4 separate regions of the Homo sapiens genome follow, and all the other regions are linked to region 1. Evidence: chromatin contacts called from ENCODE Hi-C or POLR2A ChIA-PET data. All regions are on one chromosome and are shown on one strand. Each heading gives the region's core, a stretch centred on a gene start or an enhancer-like site at or near the end of the contact. The rest is flanking DNA. Distances are from core to core; before and after follow the strand shown. Region 1 holds the start of PRR11 (proline rich 11). Region 2 holds the start of RPS6KB1 (ribosomal protein S6 kinase B1). Region 3 overlaps VMP1 (vacuole membrane protein 1). Region 4 holds the start of PTRH2 (peptidyl-tRNA hydrolase 2).

The links. Hi-C counts contacts between places; a loop is a spot of excess contacts on that map. ChIA-PET counts read pairs that join two places held with the same protein, here RNA polymerase II (POLR2A). Pooled maps may share reads with other maps.
Region 2: a map of OCI-LY7 shows a loop between it and region 1 (7-fold over the local background). The contact joins the promoter of RPS6KB1 here to the promoter of PRR11 in region 1. A Hi-C loop is called at or near these places in 1 of 168 maps with a recorded cell type or tissue (OCI-LY7), 4 of 37 single-sample maps with no recorded cell type and 16 of 50 pooled maps. POLR2A ChIA-PET finds 5 or more read pairs at or near these places in 2 of 52 experiments (Caco-2 and activated CD4-positive, alpha-beta T cell).
Region 3: a loop to region 1 is called in a pooled map, with 6 times the contacts of the local background. The contact joins the enhancer-like site here to the promoter of PRR11 in region 1. A Hi-C loop is called at or near these places in 1 of 37 single-sample maps with no recorded cell type and 7 of 50 pooled maps. POLR2A ChIA-PET finds 5 or more read pairs at or near these places in 3 of 52 experiments (Caco-2, HEK293 and PC-3).
Region 4: a loop to region 1 is called in a map of CD8-positive, alpha-beta T cell, with 13 times the contacts of the local background. The contact joins the promoter of PTRH2 here to the promoter of PRR11 in region 1. A Hi-C loop is called at or near these places in 4 of 168 maps with a recorded cell type or tissue (B cell, CD8-positive, alpha-beta T cell, endothelial cell of umbilical vein and 1 more), 3 of 37 single-sample maps with no recorded cell type and 16 of 50 pooled maps. POLR2A ChIA-PET finds 5 or more read pairs at or near these places in 2 of 52 experiments (Caco-2 and activated CD4-positive, alpha-beta memory T cell).

The regions. Positions count from the first base shown.
Region 1 is chr17:59,153,696-59,158,599 of GRCh38, reverse strand. It overlaps PRR11 (proline rich 11), which reads right to left and starts at 2,854. Exons shown (of 10, transcript NM_018304.4): 1 at 2,795-2,854. It overlaps SKA2 (spindle and kinetochore associated complex subunit 2), which reads left to right and starts at 3,414. Exons shown (of 4, transcript NM_182620.4): 1 at 3,414-3,469. The coding sequence starts at 3,437. RefSeq lists enhancers at 1-368, 2,677-2,726, 3,387-3,626.
Region 2 is chr17:59,890,549-59,895,452 of GRCh38, reverse strand. RPS6KB1 (ribosomal protein S6 kinase B1) reads right to left here and starts at 2,332. Exons shown (of 15, transcript NM_003161.4): 1 at 2,128-2,332. The coding sequence starts at 2,268. TUBD1 (tubulin delta 1) reads left to right here and starts at 2,510. Exons shown (of 9, transcript NM_016261.4): 1 at 2,510-2,756; 2 at 4,412-4,622. The coding sequence starts at 4,451. RefSeq lists a silencer at 1,915-2,114 and an enhancer at 2,305-2,584.
Region 3 is chr17:59,783,615-59,788,518 of GRCh38, reverse strand. All of the region lies in intron 7 of VMP1 (vacuole membrane protein 1), which reads right to left. Among named protein-coding and RNA genes, the nearest start is that of MIR21, 55 kb to the left of the region's middle. RefSeq lists enhancers at 1,599-2,078, 4,354-4,904. Within about 2 kb of position 1,903, at least 30 of the 41 ENCODE cell types and tissues checked have a DNase peak (open chromatin) inside an H3K27ac peak, as active enhancers do; they include PC-3, where a contact is called at or near this core.
Region 4 is chr17:59,704,971-59,709,874 of GRCh38, reverse strand. PTRH2 (peptidyl-tRNA hydrolase 2) reads left to right here and starts at 2,445. Exons shown (of 2, transcript NM_016077.5): 1 at 2,445-2,504. It overlaps VMP1 (vacuole membrane protein 1), which reads right to left and starts at 2,221. Exons shown (of 12, transcript NM_030938.5): 1 at 2,127-2,221. RefSeq lists enhancers at 2,116-2,175, 1,976-2,631.

The sequences.
Region 1 (4,904 bases), core at 1,605-4,104:
TGCCGTCTTTGTACACACACTCTTTCTGTACGTATGTACAAATATATACATACATAAATTTTTTTAGTTTTGGATTGAATAGATTTAGTTGCAGACATCATGATACTTTACTCTTAGATACTTTAGCTTTTGTTTTCTAACATAAACATGGAAATTTTCCAACAAAACCACAATCAGTCAGGAAATTTAACCTTGTTATGAAATGATCTAATAAACAGCCCATATTCGGATTGCCCCAATTGTCTCAATATCCCTTATAGCTTCTCCCACCCTGGTTCCACATGCATTTAGCAGTAGTGTCTCTTTAGTACCCTTTAATTCATAACAATTCTCCAGCTTTTTTATTTATGTATTTGCTTCTTCATATTTATAATTTTGAAGAGTCCAAGTCAGTCGTTTTGGAGAATGTTTCTTAGTTTGGGTTTGCTGAGTGTTCCTTCAATGATTCTCCTGCCTTCAGTCTTTCTCCTTGCCAGTTCATTTTCCATACCAGAACTGATACTTTAAAACAAAATGAGATCTAGATATTCCCTTGCTTAAAAGTATTTGAAGGTTCCTTTACTCACAAAATTAAATTCCTTAGCATGCCTTTCAAAACTTTTCACAACTTAGCTCTAATGGCCCTTTGCCATAGTCTCTTCTAGTGACTAGCGGTTTGTACTTCCAGGTATACTAAACACCAAATACTTTCTGTTTCTTTCTATCAGCCTTTCCTTCTGTTTAGAGTATCCTCTTCCAAGTCAACTTATACCTAGCCTTCAAGATTCTGTTATTTTATCTTATAGATATTAGTTGAGTGCTTATAATCCACCAAGTACTATGCTAGGTGCTGGCATACAATCCTGAACAACACCAACATAGTCTTTGTCCTTCTAGAATTTTTTTTTTTTTGGGGGGGTGGACAGAGTCTCGCTCTGTCACCCGGGCTGGAGTGCAGTGGTGTGATCTCAGCTCAATGCCACCTCCACCTCCTGGGTTCAAGCGATTATCCTGCTTCAGCCTCTTGAGCACCTGGGATTATAGGGGCGTGCCACCACACCCGGATAATTTTTGTATTTTTAGTAGAGATGGGATTTTGCCATGTTGGCCAGGCTGGTCTTGAACTCCTTACCTCAAGTGATCCGCCCGCTTCATCCTCCCAGAGTGCTGGGATTACAGGTGTGAGGCACCATGCCCAGCCTCCTTACAGAATTTATACTGGCTGAAATGTCATCTCTTTTGCACTTCTATAGCACTTTATACACATCTTTATTATAAAATGTATTACATTTCATTGTAATTTTTGCTTGTATGTTTGTCATCCTGCTGGACTGTGAGCTTTTCAAGGGTGTGACAAATTTCATTCATCTTTGTTTTCCCAGCATCTAGAATACAGCAGGAGCTAAATAATGTTTCATTCAATAAAGAATGAAAAGAAGCATTCCTGCTAAGTGTTAGCTAGCAAGTGTTATTTTAGTTAAGGAATATATTCTAATATTGTCAAATTCTCTTGGTTAGGGAGGTTTTTACTTCTTCATATCATACCACATCTTCATATGGCTAAAAGATGGGTCTAAAGCTATTTTCCAATAGGAAGATGCAATAAATAATACAGTAAGAATTACAGTCTTTTGCAGGAGTTGGCGCTGCTGCTTCTGTGAAAACTCCACCCAATGATATGAAAAGTTCTTTGCGGCCGAGCGTGGTGGCTCACGCCTGTAATCCCAGCACTTTGGGAGGCTGAGGCTGGTGGATCACGAGGTCAGGAAATCGAGACCATCCTGGCCAAGAGGGTGAAACCCCGTCTCTACTAAAAATACAAAAATTAGCCGGGCGTGCTGGCGTGCGCCTGTACTCCCAGCTACTCAGGAGGCTGAGGTTGTAGTGGGCCGAGATTGTGCCACTGTACTCCAGCCTAGGCGACAGAGCGAGACTCCGTCACAAAAAAAGAAAAAAAAAAAAAAGAAAGAAAGAGAAGAAAAGTTCTTTGTTCTGGGGTACTTTCAAAGCTGTAGCAGCAACGGAAATGACTGTTGCATTTCATTGCCATCTTCCTAAAACACATTTTTATGGAAGTCTCTTGCGCTCCTCCACAAATAGCCTTCAATTACTTAATTTCCATTAGCAGTCCAATTGATTCTTCTTGAACACCCATAGCACTATTTCTGGGTACTTGCTTTTTTTAAATTTTATGTTTTATGCTTTTTTTTTTTTAAGCATTGCTGTTTTTGTTCTGTCTTGTTTTTCCAAAGAGACTGCAGCTCCCTAAAGTCTCATCCCGCACAGTATTAGGCACTCAGTAAACAGGACACGCATTTAAAATTGACACTCTAACAGCATGCCAGACAATATCGAGTAACATAGTAATATTCCCAGTCAAGAAATGTACCAACTTAAACTTTAATGTGCATAGAAATCACTCAGGGAAATCTTGTTAAAATGTATATTCTGATTTAGTAAATTTGGGTGGAGTCCGATAATTTGCATTTGTAACAAGCAAACAAGAGATGCGGATGCCGCTGATCTGTGGACTTGCATTGAGCAGCAAATATGTAAAGAAATGTTCAAAAGGAAGGCAGATGCTTTGCTCCAAAACGTATCTTGCGAAGTGTTAATTAAATAGAAGTATGGTTAAGATGAAGCCAGGCCGAGCACTTCTTCCCCAGCCCCAAACCTCCCCTTCCTCCTTTCCATTTCCCCTTCGTGTCCAGCCAAAGTCCCCACCTCCCTAAACCATAAAAACACAAGCAGCAACAGGCCCAGCTACTCAAGACGCGAGCTCAGATAACAAAGAAATAATCGTTCCTGCACTTACTAGTCTAAGAGCCGGGGGAGTCGATGGAGTCCGGGCTGTGGCCTCTCCCACGCCATAAAGAAAAATTCAAAATTAAATCCTTGTCAGGGAGAGGCCAATCGTAGACACGGTCTCTGCACGATTCGCTCTTCGGATGGTGTAGGAGCACAGCCCGGCTTGTGATTGGCTGAGATAGCACAGAGCTCCAGCCAATCAGAGCTGAGGCGCTTCTGGTATGAATAAGGAGAAGGCGGGAGAGAAGGGGAAGGAAAGCCGGAGGGGAAAGAAGGTGTGTTACGTCCCCTCTGCTGTCGGTGGAAGCTCTGGTGTGATTGGTTGGCTCTTCTTCCAATTGCACCAATCTCAAGCTCTTCTCTGCAGAGCCCTAACTACAAAATTGAAAGTAGAGAGGAGGGGGCAGCCAATGGAAAAAAAAATTTGCACAGCAGCCAATCCTCCTGCGGCGTTTTGTGCCTTTGCCCAACAGGAAAATGTGTCTCATGCAGAGGGGCGTTACCCAGTCTCCAATGGGCGGGAGCCGGTGGAACGGAGGAGCCAATGAGTGCGAGATGTTGAGTGACAGCTGTCCAATGGAGGCCCTCCGTGCTAGTACGGCTTGCGGCTTAAGCGCCGCCGCGGTCTGCGGAATGTCAACTATTCAACATGGAGGCGGAGGTCGATAAGCTGGAACTGATGGTGAGTGCAAAGTGAAGGAGATCTACTGGGTAGTTTATTTTTCCCCCATGGCCTCGGAGGTGGGGCACAATTTGGAGTCGCCGGAAACTCCGGGCGGCGGAGGCTGGACCAGAGTCGAGTTCCCTCCTCCTGCACCAAAGGGAGCCGCCACCGTCTGGTGTCTAAACCGCCTCGGGTAAGGGGTTACATCCGGGAAACTCGTCAGGGAAATGGCGGGAGATGCTGAGGGTGCGGGGCCTTTGGAATTCCTTGTTCCTTGCCCTCACCTTTACACCCCTTACGAAACTGCGCCGGGTGCAGACCGCATTCTGTGTTTGTACCAAAAAAGATGTGAATGGAACGGTCCCTAAGCGTCCCAAGAAGGGAGAGGTGGTTCACACTCCAAGAAAGGGGAACGGAGGGTGGGGTGGGGAATAAACTGACGGGGGCGAGGAGAAATCCCTGTAGGGCCAACCCGCTCACGTTCTAAAAGGCGGGCCGAGAAAGTCTGAGAAAGGATGCTAGACTTGTATGCACAACTTCCTAACGGCCAAGGAACCCGTTTCTGTTTGATCCGGAGGTGGCAAACCGTGGGTGAGGGAAGAGGTGTGAGCGAAGGGGATCGTAACCACGAGCTCCGCTCCCGGAGCGCGGGCGGGATTGAGACAGGAAAGGCATCCTGCTCTGGAGTTGTGCACTTTCATTCATCTGTGAAAGTAGAAAACGGGGGCGAAGAATTGGAAAGCACTCCCGTTGTTGCTGGCGTGTTTGGCCTGCTCGGGGGGCGCCCAGCTGGGGGGCTGTCCTAGTTTTCTTTAAGGATCCGTCCCTCACTTGTTCTCTTTATTCCCTCCCTCCCATCCTTAGATTACCAGCTTGATCGCCCGCGCTTTTTTCCTCTTAGTGTCCTTGTTCTGTCTTCAGCCCTTTTCGTTCAGCATTATCTTTTTTTTCTTTTCTTTTCTTTTTTTTTTTTTTTCCCAGGTTGGGCTGCTTTCCTTAAAAACCTGGACTTTGGAGGAAGCGCCTGCCACTGAGCTCCTGTCTTTTTTTGTTTGTTTGCTTGTCTGTTAAATACGATTGGCCGGGCGCGGTGGCTCACGCCTGTAATCCCGGCACTTTGGGAGGCCGAGGCGGGCGGATCAAGAGGTCAAGACATTGAGACTACCCTGGCCAACATGGTGAAACTCCGTCTATACTAAAAATAAAAAAATTAGCCGGGTGTGATGGCACGCGCCTGTAGTCCCAGCTACTCGGGAGGCTGAGGCAGGAGGATCGCTTCAACCTGGGAGACGGAGGTTGCAGTGAGCCGAGATCGCGTCACTGTACTCCGGCCTTGCGACAGAGACAACGTCTCAAAAAAAAAAAAGATTAAGTTTTAAAAAAGTAAAAGACTTCTTTCTTCGTTTGTAATCCGTCCCTCCTTCCCACGCCATTCCCTGGCATTACTGCTTAG
Region 2 (4,904 bases), core at 1,083-3,582, 740 kb before region 1:
CTACTTGGGAGGCTGAGGTAGGAGAATCGCTTGAACCTGGGAGGCAGAGGCTGCAGTGAGCCGAGATCGCACCACTGCACTCCAGCCTGGGTGACAGAGGAAGACCCTGTCTCAAAAAAAAAAAAAAAAAAAAAGCCAGGCGCAGTGGCTCACACCTGTAATCCTAGCACTTTGGGAGGCCGAGGCGGGCAGATTACGAGGTCAAGAGATCGTGACCATCCTGGCTAACACAGTGAAACTCCATCTCTACTAAAAATACAAAAAATTAGCCAGGTGTGGTGGCACGCGCCTGTAGTCCCAGCTACTCAGGAGGCTGAGGCAGGAGAATCGCTTGAACCCAGGAGGCAGAGGTTGCAGTGAGCTGAGATCACGCCACTGCATTCCAGCCTGGGTGACAGAGCAAGACTGTCTCAAAAACAAAACAAAACAAAAAAACCAGAAAGAAAGAAAAGAAAAGAAAAGAAAAGAAAAAGCACACAACTCAATACCCACTTTCTAAACCGTGTGATTTTGATTTAGTCTTATTTGATTATGAAAAGAACAGTATTGGTCAGGTATGGTGGTTTATGCCTATAATCCCAGCATTTTGGGAGGCCGAGGCTGGTGGATCATTTGAGGTCAGGAGTCCGAGAACAGCCTGGCCAATATGGTGAAACCCTGTCTCTACTAAAAATACAAAAATTAGCCAGATGTGGTGGCGCATGCCTGTAATCCTAGCTACTTGGGAGGCTGAGCCATGACAATCGCTTAAACCCAGGAGGCTGAGATTGCAGTGAGCTGAGATCGCACCATTGCACTCCAGTCTGGGTGATAGAGTGAGACCCAACTCAAAACAAAACAAAAGAAACAAACAAGAAGAACAGTATTATTTTAGGCCACTTAGTTTCTTAAAGTGTTCAAAATTCTTTATATACATCATCTCAATCTTTTGTCAACAGTAGGGCAGGTGCCAGAGGAGAAAAACTGAGGGTGAGGCAAGGGAAAGGAAGCCCCTGTGTAATTAGAGCAAACATCTGACGTCATTAACCCATGTATTCAACTAGACATTGGAATTTAGATGCTAAACTACCAAGAGGTTATCAACTGATGATCATTTGGTCCAGGATCAGTGATTTAGTATGACAACATTTTTGAACTTCAGGTGCAATTTGTCATTTTTTGATAAATTTATCTAGGGAAAAAAAAAGTTATTCCATAAAGATTAACAAACCACTAAGCCAGCAGGGTGAAACCAAGCTATGCATTAGGAAATACAATTCTAAATTTAGCACCCTAAATTACAGCAAGGAAAGCCCTCATACCACCATTCACAAGTCTCTGTTCAGGCAACTTATTTCTGGCAAGCTAAATCAAGGCTGTCAACTGGTTTTTGGTTTTTTTTTCCACCTCAAAATTACATTAATTATTCTGAAAAAAATACAGACATCTTCAACTTGGGGAAAGGTTACAAGTGCCGTGTGTCCTTATAAATGCTTATTTTAAAAAGTCACACGGAAGGGGGTAAAAAAAAAAAAGCAAACAAACAAACCCTGGAAGATTGGAAGATGCAGCAGAGCCCCCTTGCTCCCGAAATAAAACTCCTGGTGGCTGTAACAGCAGCGGCAGTGCTACTCCCGACAGAAGTTTTCAGCTGTCACTTCTAACAGCTGAGCGCTTCCTAGGAGAGAAGCGACAGGCCGAGAAGAGAGGTGGTTGTGGGAGGTCTGAAGATTCAATACTTGAAATTCTAGACTCGAAGGGAAACCCTCCACACTTCGCCTGCACTTACGGGACACCCAGCAAGAGCAGCCCCCGTCTCCCCAACACACGCTCACGCCACCCGCTCCCCGCCACACTCAAGTCCAACAGCTCGAGGAATCGACCACGCGCCCGTTCTCTTTCCCTCTTCAGATCGCTCGGGGCTGCGCTGACCTGGGGCTAAGGGTGCGACCTGCACCTGCGAGCCCCGCAGAGGCCTCACACCTAGGGCCATGACCGCCCCGCCCGCTCCCCTGTCTCAGGCCGCGCGACCCTCAGCTCCTCAGGAGCCCCCCTGGGTCTCCACGCTCTAGGACACACCGCGCTTCCTGAGCCCGCGCCGCCGCCCCGGCCCTGTCACCTCGGGCCCCCGGGGACCCCGGGCCTCACCCCCTCCTCCAGCTCATCCTCAGAGCCCGCGTCCTCTGGCTGGTCCAGGTCTATGTCAAACACTCCTGCCATGTCCTCAGCTTCCCTGTCTCGGAAGTCCGGGGCTGGGTAAAAGCCGTCCCGCCTCCTTCGTCGCCTCATGGGCCCGGACCCGCCGCAGCCACCACAGCCGCTGCCGCCATCACCGGCTGCTTAGGCTCAGTGCGTCTGCGCCTAGGCCTTAGACTGGCTCCTAAAGTTCAGCGTAGGAGCATGCGTACAGGGTTCCGTGAAGCCAAACAGTGGGCAGTGGACATGCGCAGAACTATCGGCAGGATCCAGGCGCTGGCAGAAACATGCGCAAAACACCAGCCGAAGTCGCGCTTGGAGGACTAGAGCATGCGCATTGTCAGCTGGAGCGTTCGGTGGACAGTGAGCATGCGTACCATATCTGAAGTTCGTAAATTGAAATTGAACATGCGTAATTAATCTTTCTGAATAGGAAAAAATATATACACAACAAAACTCTCCGTTTATGGAACATGCGCATTTGTTCTCAGTAAGTTTTTCGTTTTGAAAGTGAGCATGCGCATGGTGAGTAGGTTGGTCCGAAGTTTGAACCGGACAGAAGCGCTGGTCGGCGTCTGGCGGTGAGTCGGGTTACGTGTGGAGAACTCCTGGGGCCCGTGGGGAACGGGGGACCTTTTGGCTTTGCTCTTTACTAGTTCTGTGGCCTTGGAAAAGTCAATAACCTTTCAGAGCCTCAGTTTCCTTATCTGTAAAATGAGGATAATAATAAACCTACTTTGCCGGTTTGACATTTTAAGCACAGAGTCTGTCTCACAACCCACGGCTCATTTCCAGTGCTGCATAGACCTGATGTGAAGTCTTTATCAAAACTTGTCTTTTCCTAGGTAAAAATAATGAGGAACTGCTCTAATGTTTCTTTTGCTTTCTTTCTTTTTCAAATGGAGACAGGGTCTCGCTGTGTTGCCCAGGCTGGTCTGGAATCCCTGGGCTCAGGTGATCCTCCCGCCTCGGCCTCCCAAAGTACTGGGATTACAGGCATGAGCCATTGCGCCCGGTTAATATTTCATCTGGTTTTCTTTCTCCAAGCTGCATCTTTCTTGCTGTCCTACCTGAGCTAAACACAAAATCTTTCTTACAGGTCTTACTAAAGTTACCAGGCTAGACTAGTGGAGAAAGCGTAAGCTATTATTTAGAAGAGAGAAAATTAATGTTAATTGAATGTACAATGTTGAGCACACTTCTGTGTTCTACATGTTCATGTGGTGTGAAGGGTGGTACTACTAATTTCTTCAATCAGCATTTGTTTTGTCTTGTTTTTATTTTTTTAATTTTAATTTTTTTTTTTTCTGGAGACAGGAGGATGTCACTTTGTCACCCAGGCTGGAGTGCGGTGGCAAGATCTTGGCTCACTGCAGCCTGGACCTCCCAGGCTCAGGGGATCCTCCCACCTCAGCCTCCCGAGTAGCTGGGACTGCAGGCGCACACCACCACGCCAAGCTAATGGTTGTATTTTTTGTACAAACAGGGTTTTGCCATGTTGACCAGGTCTGGAACAGCCAGGCTCACGTGATTCTCCCAACTCAGCCTCCCAAAATGCTGGGATTACAGGTGTGAGCCACGCACCCAGCCTCTTTTTTTCTTTTATCACTCCTCAACTGAGGAGAATGTTTTGTTTTAAACATATGTTTAGGAAAAAAGTGATTACAAATCAGATTTTGGAAACTATTGAGCTGTGTATGAATGGATTCAGGTACAGTAAATCACAAATCCCAAAACCATGTAGAGAGTATGAGAACTTCCTTGAATGACTAGCTCCTTAGACAACACAGCTGTTCTATCTCCAATATTATATACGTATGTGGCATTTTAAAATGACTTTTTGGGCCGGGCGTGGTGGCTCAAGCCTGTAATCCCAGCACTTTGGGAGGCTGAGGTAGGTGGAGGTGGATCACGAGGTCAAGAGTTCAAGACCAACCTGGCCAACATGGTGAAACCCCATCTCTACTAAGAATACAAAAATTAGCCAGGCGTGGTGGCACGTGCCTGTAATCCCAGCTACTCGGGAGGCTGAGGCAGGAGAATCGCTTGAACCTGGGAGGCGGAGGTTGCATTAAGCCGAGAACATGCCACTGCACTCTAGCCTGGGTGACAGAACAAGACTCCGTCTCAGGGGGGAAAAAAGACTTTTTATTGATGTATAATTAACATACATGGCATTTTATTTGTTCTTATTAGTAATGTAGTGGTTCTCAAAGCGTATTTTTTTCGATTACAGGTTGTTTTTAGAGGTAATACACCTAGTTTGTGGCTCAGCATGTCAATTGTAACAGTGCAACTTGGTCAGTGTGGCAATCAGATTGGTTTTGAAGTTTTTGATGCTTTGCTTAGTGACTCACACAGTTCCCAGGGACTCTGCTCTATGAGAGAGAATGAGGCATATCAAGCATCTTGCAAAGAAAGATTCTTCAGTGAGGAGGAGAATGGAGGTAGGTGTGGCCCACAGTCCTCTCCTTTACTCTGATCTAACCAACCCCTTCAAAGCCAGGCCTTCCACATGGTTTTTAAACCCCATTCCTTCCCATCTCACTAGGGAATTACTTTGTTTTTGCTTTTCATTTCTATGTTAATAATCTTTGCTTTTCCAGTGGCATTTTCCCTTCTGCATGCTCAGATCTCACCAATTTAAAACCAACCAAACAAAACTCATCTATTGACTGGCTTTCTTCTTCTTATCTCTTTGCCTTTCATCTAAGATTCTCAAAAGAGGA
Region 3 (4,904 bases), core at 654-3,153, 630 kb before region 1:
AAACTATTTTCTTTTTTCTTCTTTTTTTTTTGGAGACTGAGTCTCTCTCCATCACCCAGGCTGGAGTGCAGTGGTGGGATCTCGGCTCACTAAAATGTACGCCTCCCGGGTTCAAGCGATTCTCCTGCCTCAGCCTCCTGAGTAGCTGGGACTACCGGAGCTCTCCAACATGCCTGAGTAATTTTTGTATTTTTAGTAGAGACGGTGTTTCACCATCTTGGCCAGGCTGGTCTAGAGCTCCTGACTTTGTGATCCGTCCCCCTCAGCCTCCCAAAGTGCTGGGATTACAGGCCTGAGCCAACGCGCCAAGCCCAAAACTATTTTCTACTCCAATGTGCAAAGCAACCTAACAAGAAAAACCTTAAATATTTATTCTTTTTTTCCCTGCTAATGACTGGACTGCATTAACCTCGTATTTTCATTTGAAAATCATCTTGTTTCAATGATAATTGCTTTGTCATCAAAACAAATAATTTTTTTAAATTTAGTTTGATGACTGACAGCATGGCTAAAACATAAACAATTTCAAACTTCATTATTGTATATTTTTTCCTGTGAGGAATAACTAGCTTCCACATTTTTTAGAATGTTTTTCTTATTTTGTTACAAAAGTGTAAGCCGAATAAAAGAAATTTTTAGGAGGTCGAGTTTAAAAGTTTTCACTAAATTAATTAATTAACTAATTAATTAATTATTTTTGAGACAAAGTTCACTCTGTCACCCAGGCTGGAGTGTAGTGGCACGATCTCGGCTCACTGCATCCTCTGCCTCCCTGGTTCAAGCAATTCTCTTGCCTCAGCCTCCTGAGTAGCAGGATTACAGGCACCTGCCACCATGCCCCACTAATTTTTGTATTTTTAGTAGAGATGGGGTTTCACCATGTTGGCCAAGCTGGTCTCAAACTCCTGACCTCAGGTGATCCACCCGCCTCAGCCTCCCAAAATGCTGGGATTACAGTCGTGAGCCATTGTGCCCAGCCTAAATTTATTTTTTAGATAAGTAAGTCTAGCTAAAGGTGACAAGGCTAAATACAGAAATGCGCATGTAAAAAGAAATGCACTTGGGAATGTATGTTGAGAAGACAAGTTTCCCACTGGCCATTCATTTAACAGCTTGCATCACATTGCAACTATCTTTCCTTGTTGATAATATGGGAATGAGTTAAAGAAATAGAAGAAATTAAAAGGGAGAAAGATTAAAGTCTGCGAGTGAGGTGGCAAAAGAGTTCAAAATAAAGTAAATGCTTCTAGAGAAAGCAAGTAAAAGGGGGCACGAAGAATTCCACTATAAATCATGCTAAGTGTGCTTAGACATCACAACTCCAGAATTACTCTAAGTGCTACCTTTTCTTGATGAACAAAGTGCAAGTAAGTGACCTTTGGTACCGACACCTAACTGTGCGAATAGTCAAAATATCCTGTAACAGAATCCATCAAGACCACTTAAAATTGCTTAATTTTGATGGTACTTTGTGATAAAATCATGAGCCAACTGTGAAAGACTATCTACCAGGCCCGCCTTTTCAAAAACTAAACATTATTGGGTGTGGTTGGTTGATTATGAAAAGAGAAACTACACTAATTCTTGGTAGTTTTGACAACGCCTTTAATGATAAAGAAGTGTGTTTAACATGTGTCTCTCATGTTCACTATGGTAAAGTTGATCAGTTTAACTCTTTGCAAACAAGCAAGAGATCCTGCAAGCAGGAAGCTTTTCTGTGGAACTCCTGACGCAACACAAACCATAACAGTTACTGCAAAGCTTAATGCAAACCCTCTAGAGTCCACGCTGACAAATTCTTTAACAAGCCCTGTGGTTACAGGGAAGCTGGTTTCACTGTGACTCACTCCTGCTCAAACAGTTTACTGGAAATGAAGGGGAGGGGGAATTTTCAGAGAAGTCATGTGATGGCCAGACAAACCACAACCAGTAAAGGTTCATCAGAGTCAAAAACAGGTCCCAGCAACAACTGACACCCAGAGTCTTCAAATGGTACTAAAGTGTATGAAAATGTGTCCTGTTTAGTTTCAGATCATCTACACCATAAACTCTTTCATGAATCTGTGTATGTAAAGGAAAAACTTCACAGCAGGAAAAACCAGCAGGCATTGACATGGTGTAGGCAACTGCAACCGCACACACTTCATAGGAAAATGTGCTTAAAAGAGAATAGCATTAGTGGAATGCCAAAGCACTTTCGTGAGTATTTAAATAATCTTATCAATTCCTTTCCCATAGTCTTTAAACTCAAATGATCAAACACATATTCTATCATTATCAAAAGAATCCTTCACTTTGACCCTATAGTTTGAAAAGGGATGTTCGCTAGATAAATGTCTATTTTGTTTTACTGCATTAAAAAAAAGGCATTGGCCATAAGAATGAGAACTACCATTACAACTAATAAACTGTTTTTTGGTTTTATATTTTCACTAGTAAAATAATGTAAATAACTCAAAACTTCTGAATAGGACAAAGATCCTATTAAGCTAAAAAATAAGATTTTTTTCAGCCTTAAATTTAATAGAAATTAGTAAGGTAAAAGATACTAGTATTAAAACTTAATTTGGGGATTTAGCTTCAACATACAGAGTAGGTAGCAATTATTGATTATTAATTACATTAATTACTATAGTCCTAAATAGAACCTAAAAATGTTCCCTTAAAAAAAGATTAAATTCAGAAACTATAAAATAGCCTTTGAGGAAATATTCAACCTAAAATGGTCGGCAGACTCATGAACGATACTCAACAGAAAGACAAGCTAATTGATATGAAAATAGAGGAAAAAAACTGATATTCTTTTTTATCTTTTTTTTTTTTTTTTTTGAGATGGAATCTCACTCTGTCACCTAGGCTGGAGTGCAGTGGTGTGATCTCAGCTCACTGCAACCTCTGCCTCTCGGGTTCAAGCGATTCTCGTTCCTCAGCCTCCCAAGTAGCTGGGATTACACATGCCTGCCATCATGCCCAGCTAATTTTTGTATTTTTAGTACAAAAAATTTTGTATTTTTACAAGGTTTCACCATGTTGGTCAGGCTGGTCTTTAGCCCCTGACCTCAAATGATCCACCTGCCTTGGCCTCCCAAAGTGCTGGGATTACAGGCATGAGTCATCATGCCAGGCCCCGATATTCTTTGAAAAGGTGAAGTTTTAAGACTTTTACATTTCTGATTTAATTTTAAATTTCCTATTCTGATAGCAATAATAAGAAGTAGGAAATTTCACATAGTCAGCAACCTAACACTGTGAGAAAGAATCCAAGTAGCAGGTCATTAAAACAGATGACATTTAGGAAAGTAAACTTATTCAAAACATATTCTTGTAAGTAAATATGTACCACAACGTTTCTACTCTATTGTGTAAGCTTTAAATACAAAAATACCACAACCACTCCCGGACTCCTCCATTATTTCAGTAATACTGGCTGCCCTAATTTTTCAGGATACATCATGCAAATAAGTTCTTTTATTTTTCAAATTATTTTATTCCTAAAGTATCTTTAATTTTTCTTTTTGGTTATACAGCTTATAGAATAAACAAGTCACAAGAATCTTCATTTGTTTCTAAAGTATATAATTTTACAAAAGTTGTTTTACTCAATGTGAATTAAAATTTGCAAGTCTAAAAAAATAAAAAAATTTTAAAAAGTAAAAAAATTTGCAAGTCATTTAACTTGGTGTCTTTTATATTATCTTCAGATGACAATTGCTCTCAGATGACTATTAAACTCAAAGATGCAATACAGTTAAATCTTCCTTTCTTTGTAAAATTACTGTTGTTCAATTACATTTTACAGCAAAATAAGACTGAATATTAATGGACATGTTTCATGTAATGCTACACTTTTTCTTACTGTTATTTCATCATCTATTCAAAGTATCCACTGCATGAGTAGTATGTGTAACAGTAGGCAGGCATTGTTGAAAATACAAACATTTTTAAGCCCCCTTCTTAAGGAGTTTAGACTCCTGGAGAGATAAGAAAAGTCTATAAATAGTTTTAAAAGAAGGTAGAATGTGATAAGTGACACAAGAAAGACATAGCTGGGCTGAGATAGGAATTCAGAGACAATTTGAGAGGAGTGAAGGGGGTGAGGTAGGGGTAGGAAGGGAATCATAAAATAGTTCACAAAGAAGCCAGCAGCACATAAATTGAAAGGTAAGAAAACTGAAAAAGTAGACATGCAGATGGGAAGAAATGACACACTAGGCAAAGTTACGAAAAAGAACAATACCGCATAGTGGTGGAGGAAAAAGTTAAATTATTCCAAATGATCAGGCTAGTAATTTTTAAACTTAAAAACTTCAGAGTTCTTTAATTAAAAGAAATCTCTCTCCCTCTCCCTTCCTCCCTCCAATCTCTCTCTCTCTCTCACACACACACACACACACACACACACACACACACACACACACTCTTTTTGATGGGTATTCTGGCAGTTTTTTAAAGTTCAACTTGAAAACCATCAATACAGAGGATAAAAAACTGTTAAAGGGAAATCAGAAGTAGTCGTAGGTTGGGGCCAAGTAATGAAGAAAACTGGGTTAAATAGTTTAGATTTCACTCTATACACAGTGGGAGGCATCACAGATTTTTGAGCAGCAATGTTTCATAAGTAGAGATATTTTTCAGAAAATTATTTTTGTTACTTTGTGTGGGAAAAGATTGGGATAAAAAACTAGTAAAGAGTAGACCTACTAGCAAGCTGCTGGCAATATTTAGGTAAGGGTTGATAAAGGCCTGAAACAGTAGCGGGAAGGGAGAAGAGAGGGCATGTAAGATACTATGGAGATAGAATCAACAGGCCTTAAAGAATTAATTACTGGGGATGGGAGGAAAGGAGGGAGTCAGATGACTCAGATTTTGACCCAAAGCGATTGTTAGGATGGTGATAGCATTAA
Region 4 (4,904 bases), core at 1,196-3,695, 550 kb before region 1:
ACTTCTACTCTTTAGTTAACTATACGTAGGCAAAAAACTTCAGCTTTTTCTGCACTTGGAAGTTCTGAAGTGACAATACATGACGACCAAAAAGGATCAGATTTAAACTCCCGAATGCAAAACTATACTCATTTTCCAGGAACCTATTTATTAACCATGGTGACTAATTCAATGGATCACGGTATCAAACTATTCTTTGCTAACTTTCAAAGGTGGGGCAAAGATCATCTCAGAAAAGTATGTGATAATATTTTCAGATAATGATGCAAAGTAACAGTATTCTACACTGACATATCTCCAGTTCTAAGAGTAAAGTGATACCATATTTTCATATTTAATAATTTCATGTTTACTAGCTCATTTAATCTTTGTGACAGTTGTATGAAAGAAAGTGAGCAGAATTTTTATCAACACAATCTAGACCAGCTCAGAATGTTAGGTAACCTATCAGCCATTACTTAACAAGTGTTGGAGCCCAGACTTCAATCCAGGTCTTCTGATTTAAAGTTTAATAGTTACCAAAATCCTAAAAAGTGGTGATTCAAGCCAAAAGCGAGAAGTTGGAAAAGTGAGAAAAACTGGATAATCAGTCCTTCAATTGAACATAAAGAAGATAAGATCAGATTTGGCAGTTATATAATCAAGAAGCAAATTTACCGAATGTTAAACTAATGATACATCTATCATAATTCCATATCTCAAATTTTGTCACCTTGTTTCAAAGCCAAGCGTGAACAAATTTTCAAACTCAAAATAAGAAAAATATGTAAACTGACAAACTGATTTAACTAGCTATAGGTAAACTGGTAAAAGGCATCATGGTTCTATGTATATTTTCTTCTGGAATGTGACTCATAGAAATTAAACTGTATTAATCAATTGTAATCAAGTAGGATATATCCCTCAAAGGAAAAAAGTAACCTTCAGTGCCTTAAGATAATGTAGGCAAAGTAGTAAAATATAAAATTTCTACTCGAGAGAGTCACTTCATACCTACACAAATCAGTCACATTTGTCTAGGTACCACCATCCCTCTTCCACAGTAAAAACATAAGCTACAATGCATACAATGATGCCTAGTAAGTAAGTTTCTTCCTTTCATCATCTATGCTAAGAATACACAACTAAAATCAGAGCTAATGACAATACAATTACTAGGTAGTAGCAACTGGAATATTAAATTCTATCATGACAACACCAGAAACACTTGTACAAGCTTCTTCAAATGATCAATGTAATCTGTCCACAAAAATCTCTGACAAGCCCCAAAGTAGAAATGAAAGACGTTAACATTAGGATAAGGAGCGATGCTGCCAAAACACATCAACAGTGGCCAGTCTACGTGTATTATTAGATTTTTACATGGAGTTGCAGGTAAATAAAAGATGATTGTGTAAAATCTTCTGGAGGTCATAAGTAATCTAGCAGTGTGACACAGGGCCACATATGGTTTCTGGAATTTTAGAGATTAAGTCGACCTTCACGTTTTACTGCAAATACCTCCACTGTAATAAGATATAGAGGTCGGGGTTCAGGGGTTTGGAAAGGCAGACAACTCTTTTTCATTAAAGCAGTGAAAAATCTGAGAAGTTCCTCTCCAAGGGCTCTGCGGAGCGAAGGCCCATTCCCTTGGCTACCCTGTACCACCAGAGCTTTAGATGGCACTTGCACGCCTGGATTTCGTTTAGGAGCGAATACATCTAGCATCATGCGCCAGAGGTTCGGGAGAGCAAAAACCAAACTGACAGATCCTGAGAAATAGCTCAGTCATCAGCAGGGAAGACCTTCTCCACTTACTCCAAGGTCCTGGACATCCCGGGACTAAGAGGTTCTCTAAAGAAGCCTAGCAAGGCTTCCAAGTACGCGGAGAGGAGAACGAACAGCCCGGTGTCTGGGTTCAATGTCCGGGTGACCAACCATGAGAAGGTGTCCCAAATAACCTGGCTACCGCCAGCGTGAGACATCCAGGGTGAGACATCCAGTCAGCAGCGTCCTAAAACACTGCTGGAAGTCGGAATCACAGTGCCCCAGATCCGCAATGCCTAAGTGGGAGAGCTCCGGAAGACGCCAAGCTCTGAGGACAGCCTCAGGCTTCGGTCCCCAATTCCCTGAGTTAGTTTACCTACCCGCTCCGACCCCGGCTGCTCCGGATCTCAGGATCCTGGAAGCTGCTCCTTACGGACTCTCACACCCGCCGCTGGGCTCCAGACAACCGGAACCCGCTCACGTCACTTCCGGTCCGGTCCCTCTGCCCCCTGAGACAGCCTCCAGAAGGGATACGTTCCTCCCTCCTTTCGGCGAGCTCGGTTGATCCTCGCGGGATTTCAGTTAGGCTCTTAGTGCGGGCCCTGTGGGTGTGGCAAGAGGAAGAATGACTGCTCGCTTTGTGATTCTTGATCCGGAACTTGTCACCCAGGAACCCCGGAAGAGGTAGCTCACGCGATAGAAACGTGTTCGCTGCCCAGAAGAAGGGAAGGCGCGAGTGAGGAAAGGAGGTACTGTAGGTAGGTTGGTTGGCTCCTTACAGGGCGAAGGAGACCAATATCATTATTCATTTTCTCGCCAGTAGGAACGTTTCTTTTCACCTCGTTGCATTACCCACCTTCTTCATTTTCTCCTTTATAAACTGTCTTCCGCCCAGGGGCCGCTGAGCCCTCTGTTCCTGTTCTGCGAACCGTCCTTTGGAGGAAAGGAACAGGCTGCTGGGGAGGGGAAGACTCAGAATTTCTAGTTCCCAGCAAAGCCTCCAGGCAGGCAGTATCGATGCGCTCTCTCCGAAATTGATAAAATAGCGAGCAGGCCTCATACCCTCAGCTGGGCACTTATGAATATCCCCAGCGTTTCGAGCTGTCGAGCTCTGCGTGGAAAGAATTGGTTTCTAAGAATATAGTCGAAAATTTGGGGCCGGGCGCGGTGGCTGACGCCTGTAATCCCAGCACTTTGGGAGGCTGATGTGGGCGGATCACCTGAGGTCAGAAGTTCGAGACCATCCTGGCCAACATGGCGAAAACCCATCTATACTAAAAATACAAAAATTAGCCGGCGTGGTGGCGCGTGCCTGTAATCCCAGCTACTCGGGAGGCTGAGGCAGGAGAATGACTTGAACTCGGGAGGCGGAGGTTGCAGTGAGCCGATATCGCTCCATTGCTCTCCAGCCTGGGCGACAGAGTGAGACTTCGTCTCAGAAAAAAAAAAAAAAGAAAGAAAAAATTTCCCCCCTTTTTCACACAAAGAGATTAACTAGAGAGGTATTAATCCTTACTGACATACCCCAGGCACCATACTAGACTCTGGGAATATGTTATACAGGGAAAGTGGGGCAGTGGCTTAAGGGTCAGAGAAGATTTGGGAAAGGTTTGTTTGTTTTTTTCGGTTGTAAACTGCAGACCCGGCGCGGTGGCTCAGCCTGTAATCCAACACTTTGGGAGGCTGAGACAGGAGGATTGCTTGAGCCCAGGAGTTTGAGAACAGCCTGGGCCACATAGGGGGCCACATAGTGAGACCCTGTCTCTTAAAAAAAGATTAACGGGTGGAGCATGGTGCAGAAGGAGGTAATGGGATCAAGAGCACTACTGAAATGGGTTTACTGAGGCAGGGGAATTAGAAGGCACCAAGAAGAAGATTTTATAGGATGTACTTATTTTGTTCTGCTGTCATTGCCCAGAATTATTTATGAGACAAAGAATGGTTATTTGTTTTACCTTAGTCTTAGGCACTAGGCTTATTGATACGCTTGTCGTAAGTGTACAGAAAAAGAGACAGACATGTTGTTTTAGAGGAGTTAGATGATAATCTGATCAGATTAATATGAGATTAGAACATCCTAAAGAACAAAAATATGTGTTAATTTTAGCATTTTTATGATTAGACACTCCATTGAGATATGGGACATAATAAATAAACTTGGTAACTTTTGGAACTTTCACTGTCCTGTTTTTGATCTTATTGGGTTTTTTTTTTTTTTTGGAGACAGGGTTTTGCATTGTTGTCCAGCCTGGGGTGCAGTGGCACGATCATGGCTCACTGCAATTTCCACCTCCCAGCCTGAGGTGTCCTCCTACCTTATCCCCTGAGTAGCTGGGAGTATGGGCATGTGGCACCACATCTGGCTAATTATTTAAATTTTTTGTAAAGATGAGGTCTCACTGGGTTGCCCAGATTGGTTTTGAACTGGACTCGAGATGCTGCTGCCTCGACCTCAAGCAACTCCTTGAGGCCAGGAGTTCCAGACCAGCCTGGGCAACATAGCAAGACCAAGTCCATACAAAAATAAAAAATTTTTAAAAAATCAGGAGGGTGTGGTGGCATGCACCTGTAGTCCCATCTACTTGGAAGGCTGAGGTAGGAGAATTGCTTAAGCCCAGGAGTTTGAGGCTGTAGCGAGCTATGATCATGCCACTGAACTCTAGCCTGGGTGACAGAGGGAGACCCCTTCTCTTTAAAAAAAAATAAAGAAAAAGGCAACTTCTCTGTTTGATCCTCATATTTCTCATCTTTAAAATGAGGCTAATATATCTTCCTTTTTATGTGTTCATAGCAACAATAAATGAGGTAATGGATATAAAGGATTTAGTATGTTATCCAGCACATAATAGCTTCTCTATGTAGAGCAGTTCCTTCTCCAGATAGTACCGGAATGTAGTGTATGGGATATTTGGTTACTTTGCAGCCTAGAAATTATTTCAGAGAATCCTAATTGCTGACATTGCATATTTGTTCAGTTTGGAGTCTGGTTGTTAGATTATCAAAGAAAAGTCCTGCTGATATGTAAGCATCAAATAGAAACTTGGCCAGGCATGGTGGCCCATGCCTGTATCCCAGCACTTTGGGAGGCTGAGGCAGGCAGATCACTTGAGGTCAGGAGTTCGAGACCAGCCTGGCCAACATGGTGAAACCCCGTCTCT